Regions from separate parts of the Homo sapiens genome. Here region 2 is linked to region 1. The links are chromatin loops, found by intact Hi-C in ENCODE. Cell type or tissue: heart right ventricle. All regions are shown on one strand. Links, peaks and the distances in the headings refer to the core of each region. The heading gives the core; the rest is flanking DNA.

The links. A loop is a pair of places that touch in the nucleus more often than their neighbours do. Peaks named below come from ENCODE experiments on the same cell type or tissue, not always from the same donor. Only the 100,000 strongest peaks of a DNase experiment are listed, where the experiment ranks them.
Region 2: a loop joins it to region 1, with 2.0 times the contacts of the local background. A loop is called at or near these places in 35 of 110 quality-filtered maps.

Annotation. Positions count from the first base shown.
Region 1 is chr16:75,613,247-75,616,149 of GRCh38, forward strand. All of the region lies in intron 5 of ADAT1 (adenosine deaminase tRNA specific 1), which reads right to left. Among named protein-coding and RNA genes, the nearest start is that of ADAT1, 8.6 kb to the right of the region's middle. In heart right ventricle, for the core only: no CTCF peak of the experiment used is centred there; no DNase peak of the experiment used is centred there.
Region 2 is chr16:75,515,958-75,518,860 of GRCh38, forward strand. No RefSeq gene overlaps it. Among named protein-coding and RNA genes, the nearest start is that of CHST5, 19 kb to the right of the region's middle. RefSeq lists a silencer at 827-1,266. In heart right ventricle, for the core only: a CTCF peak has its summit at 1,601 (motif pointing left); DNase peaks (open chromatin) are centred at 774 and 1,474; H3K4me3 peaks cover 1,663 bases; H3K27ac peaks cover 1,711 bases.

The DNA.
Region 1 (2,903 bases), core at 255-2,754:
TTATCACTAGGAATTTTTGGAAAAATGGGTTTAGACCAGGGTTTCTCAACCACGGTACTAATGACATTTTTTTGACATGCAGTCTGGCTCTGTTGCCCAGGCTGGAGTGCAGTGGGGTGATCTCTGCTCACTGCAATCTCTACCTCCTGGGTTCAAGTCATTCTCCTGCTTCAGCCTCCCGAGTAGCTGGAATTACATGCACACATCACCACGACTGGCTAATGTTTGTATTTTTAGTAGAGACGAGGTTTCACCATGTTGGCCAGGCTGGTCTTGACCTCAAGTGACTCCTGACCTCGAGTGATCCGCCCACCTTGGCCTCCCAAAGTGCTGGGATTACAGGTGTGAGCCAGCGTGCCCGGCCACTAATGACACTTTGGACTGTATCACTGTTTGCTGTGGCGGCTGTCCTGTACATTACGGAATATTTAGCAGCATACCTGGTCTCTACCTACTAAATGCCAATAGGACTACCAGTCCCAGTATGAAAATAAAGAATGTCTCCAGATGTTGCCAAAAGTCTCCTGGGGAGCAAAACTTTCCAAACTGAGAACCACTGGCTTAGAATGAACAAGGTTTCCCAAGTGCATTTTGTGAAATGCTATTCCCTAAGATGCTTTGGAAAACAAAAGTGGGTGGTTTATTTCATAAAGAAATTTGGCAGGCAGGGTGCGGTGGCTCATGCCTGTAATCCCAGCACTTTGGGAGGCCGAGGTGGGCGGATCACGAGGTGAGGAGTTCGAGACCAGCCTGGCCAATATGGTGAAACCCTGTCTCTACTAAGAATACAAAAATTAGCCGGGTGTGGTGGCGCGCACCTGTAGTCCCAGCTACTCGGGAGGCTAAGGCAGAACAATCGCTTGAATCCAGGAGGTGGAGGTTGCAGTGAGCCAAGAATGCGCCACTGCACTCCAGCCTGGGTGACAGAGGGAGATTCCATCTCAAAAAAAAAGGAAAAGAAATTTGGCAACCATTGCTCAGAATTTCCCCATCTTGGAGATTTTATGATGCATGGCCCCACAGTAAAGACTCTAAAGTAAATTACACACCTAGTCTAAACCAATGTTTCCAAAATTTCCAGTGTTTCCTCTTGCTGGTTTAGAGATTTCTGACCTCCTCTGTCCTTACAGGAAACAGAAGAAAACTAGAGGTCAGTAAGAACCACAGCTCTCCCTTGAGAAGCGAAAGATTTCTTCAAACACTAACCTGATGAGTGTTGCTTTTCTAAAGTGTATAAATAATACATCTGTAATCTTTATAACTCAAGAGTGGGAAAGGCAAGAGATACAGAAGTGGGAATACATCTGGAGAGGTTGGCTGGCTGACTTCCAGAGACCTCACAAGGTCACAGTGACTTTGGAGAACTCACCAGGGTCCATCTCCCACTCTGCAGGCTTGGAAATTGGATCTTGACAGAATGCCTGAATGCAAGAGCCTGACTCATGCTAATAAAACTCATAAGAGCCTGAAGTAGCTAACCCAGCCAACAAATTATTAATTACTCATAGGATGTAAATACCAAGGGAGCCAGAGAGGCACATTCTCTAGGTAATGTTCTCTCTCTCTGCAGACAAACCATGGGAGGACATCACATTTTAAAAGATTACCAGCAAAATTTCCTGAAGATTTTTAAGATGAACAGAGGGTTGCCAACTTTTTATTCCATCAAGGAAGATCTTTAAAAATCTCAATTACCGGCCAGGCGCAGTGGTTCATGCCTGTAATCTCAGCACTTTGGGAGGCCGAGGTGGGCGAATCACTTGAGGTCAGGAGTTCGAGACCAGCCTGGCCAATGTGGTGAAACCCTGTTTCTACTAAAAATACAAAAAAATTAGCCGGGCGTGGTGGCGCATGCCTATATTCCCACCTACTTGGGAGGCCAAGGCAGGAGAATCGCCTGGACCCGGGAGGTGGAGATTGCAATGAGCCGAGATCGAGAAAAAAAAAAAAAATTCAATCGCCATCACTTAAAAAAAAACTCTCATTTCCTTTAAAGTGAAAGAAATTAGTTTTGCAAAATTCACTACATAGTCTTGAGCTTTCTTGGTTTTTTTCAGGGACTGTTCTCACAGATCAGTACCTGTTTGTTGACCACTGACTTAAGGAGTTTGATAAGGGCATAATCAAACTACATAAGTGTCCAGTATTTTGGCTTCCCTGGGCCACATTGGAAGAATAAAAATTGTCTTGGGCCACACACAAAATACACGAACGCAAACGATAGTTGATGAGCTAAAAAAAAAAAAAAAAAAAAAAAAAAAAAAAAAAAATCGCAAGAAAAATCTCATAATGTTTTAAGAAAGTTTAAGAATTTGTCTTGGGCCACATTCAAAGCTGTCCTGGGCTGCATGTAGCCAGGCAGGCCGTGGGTTAGACAAGTTTGGATTAGGCCATCAGGCTGTGATCCTCAGATGCTTCTTTCTCCACAATAAGGCTATAGCTGTCACTGGGATCACCCCGGTCCTAGCTACTCAATGTGTGGTCTATGGACCCACACTGCTGGCATGCCTTGGGAGTTGGCTAGAAATGCAGAACCTCAGGCCCCACTCCAGACCTAATGAATCTCAATCTGCATGTTCTTCAGGAGATTCATGTGCATATTACAGCTTGAGAGGAGCTGATTAGGAAACAACCTTTGGGCCTTGGACTAGGGCCCTTACGGCTAAGAAAAGAGCAAGGATGAGTGCTGCCTACCTGTCATTTTTCTGGGCTTTGACTCTTAAAACTCTTTTCTCATACTCTTTCTTTCTTCTCTCTCTTTTTTTTTTTTTCCCTTCTTTTTGACTGAGTCTTGCCGGGTCATCCAGGCTGGAGTGCAACGGCGCAATCTCGGCTCACTGCAACTTCTGCCTCCCGGGTTCAAATGATTCTCCTGCCTCAGCCTCCCGAGTAGCTGGGATTAC
Region 2 (2,903 bases), core at 260-2,759, 97 kb before region 1:
AACTCCGTCTCAAAAATAAATAAATAAGGAAACAAAAACAGATTAATCTGGTCCCAGTAGTGTCTCCAGATTGCACGAACATTTCATTTTTCACACAGGGTCACCAGAATACCATCAATTTTTTGGTATCACTGTCAAAAGTGATCCTAGCACCTTCTGAAATAACGTGAGCTGCCAGATTCTCATTTCAGGAATGACCACAAGCGAACATCTGCATCTGACCCCAACCTGCCTGATGACCTTACCCGCTACTTCACAATCCCGTCCAGGAAAATCCCTGGGCACATAACACTGCAAGTCCCAGGTGTCCGCTGAAGGGCGCCTGGCAGTCACTGCCCAGGGGATGAGAAATCACAGGTGCCTTGTTTGGAACTAGAGTCTGGAATCTCGTCCTCCTTCCCTCTGCTCTGGTCCCTCATTGTTTATGAAGACCTCAGTCCCCTCTGCTGGGAGCCCCACCTCCCCTTTCAGGGCCACGGGCCCCAGTCTTCTTGCCTTTCAAGGACCACACAAATAACTGTGCCTCCCCTCAAAGCTTTTCTCCTCCTTCCCAGGTGAAGTCCTCTCTCCTCCCTCCAGCTTTCAGGGCACGGAGCGTTCTTTCTGGCATTGGAATTCTGAGCAACCCTCCTAGCAGGCCCAGCTCAAGCCGCAGCGGGGAGGAAGAGTTCAAAGGAAGCTATGCCAAAGATCTCGAAGGCTTAGTGGGAGACCCAGCAACAGGTGGCACCAGGTCTGGGAAAGAGACTCCTAGAAAGCGGAGCGGGTCTCGGAGGGGGTGGATTTGGCCCGAGGTGCCCGCGATCAGCGAACGAGCGCCCGCACGGAGGAGCCGGGCTGCAGCTCCCGGGCAAGGGGAGCGCGAGCTCTGACTCCTCAGCCGGGCCGGGCCGGGCCGCTCCGAGGCCCCTCGAAGGAGGCCGGGCGCCGTGGGGCAACCCAGGCAGGGCGCGGACCACCGCCTCCCGGGCTCGTGGGGTGCAGCTCTGAACCTGAGGCGCTCGGAAGCTCAAGGCCAAGACCCGCTCGGGTGGTGGCCGAGCGCCCTCCAGCCCCGGGTCCACCTGCGGCCGCTCCCTGCACCTCACGCCCAGCGGGGCTCCGGGGACCTGCCTCAGGGACCGGCGAGGAAGTGACGGGTAAAGGGGTCCGGGAGAGCAAAGGGACCCCCCTCCGGGAGGACAGCGCCCACCCAGCAGGTCAGCGGCACACCGGGGACGCCGCCCGGACTCGGGGCGCCCATAACCCGGCCCACCCGCCGCTGCTGTCGCTTCCCTAGAGCTCCATCCGGTCGCCATTCACCACTGAGTTAAGGGACCAGCTACCGAAGGGCAGCAGCGGCCAGCCACCAGCCCCCTCGCCGCCTCAGCGTCACTCCACCCGAGACCCTCTTCCTCCAATCCCAACGGCGCTGCCAAGTGACCGTTCCCTCCTCCAATGAGAAGGCGCTCCAGCCGGCGGGGGCAGAGCCAGAGTTGTTCCCGCCCCTGAGGTTGCGCAGGGCTAGCACAGACCCACCCCCTCGGACGCGCGCTATCCTGGAGAAGCGGCCCCTGCCCGCGAACTGCGCGCTCTGCTCTGCCCTTCTCTGCAGCGCCCCCTGTAGGAAAGAAGGGAATTGCATGCGGCCCCCCCGCCCCCGGCCAGAGCTGTGGATTTACCAGGGATCTGGCAAAGCAGTGATCAGAACAGATTTGTAACGTTGTAGTATCTAGGTCTGGACCCCAATATTTACGAAGTCTTCATGAGTAGAATACGAACATTCTCAGGCCGGGTGCGGTGGCTCACGCCTGTACTCCCAGCACTCTGGGGGGAGGCCGAGGCGGGCGGATCACTTGAGGTCAGGAGTTTGAGACCATCCTGGCCAACATGGTGACACCCCGTCTCTTCCAAAAATACAAAAATTAGCCGGGCGTGGTGGTGCGCGCCTGTATCCTAGCTAGTCGGGAGGCTGAGGCAGGAGAATCGCTTGAATCCGGGAGGAGGAGGTTGCAGTGAGCCGAGATCGGGCCCCTGCACTCCAGCCTGGGCGACAGAGTGAGACTCTGTCTCAAAAAACAAAAAAAAAAAAAAAAAAAGAGAGAAAACAAAAAACAAGCAAAAAAAAATTCTCTATTTAAACCGGATAGTAAAAAGCCTATTTTTTTTTTTGAGACGGAGTCTTGCTCTGTCGCCCAGGCTGGAGTGCAGTGGTGCGATCTCGGCTCACTGTAAGCTCCGCCTCCCGGGTTCACGCCGTTCTCCTGCCTCAGCCTCCCAAGTAGCTGGGACTACTGGCGCCTGCCACCAGGCCCGGTTAATTTTTTGTATTTTTTTTTTTTTTTTTTTTTTTAGTAGAGACGGGCTTTCACCATGTTAGCCAGGATGGTCTCGATCTCCTGACCTTGTGATCCGCCCGCCTCGGCCTCCCAAAGTGCTGGGATTACAGGCGTGAGCCACCGCGCCCGGCCTTGTAAAAAACCTATTAAAAGGCTGGTGTGGGACCGGAATGGGAGGGAGGTTGGCCTGTGGATATATAGTCTCTGTACAGTGCAAAGTAGTTGTTTTTTGTTGTTGTTTTGAGACAGGGTCTAGCTCTGTCGCCCAGGCTGGAGTGCAGTGGCACGATCTTGGCTCACTGCAGCCTCTGCCTCAAGCAATTCTCATTCCTCAGCGTCCTGAGTAGCTGGGATTACAGGCATGCACCACCATGACCAGCTAATTCTCTAATTCTCTCTCTCACTGTCTCTCTCTCTCATGTGTGTGTGTGTGTGTGTGTGTGTGTGTGTCTAAGAATGGGGTCTCGGCTGGGCGCAGTGGCTCATACCTGTAATCCCAGCACTTTGGGAGGCCGAAGCTGGTGTATCACTTGAGGTCAGGAGTTCGAGACTAGCCTGGCCTACGTGGTGAAATCTCCTCTCTAC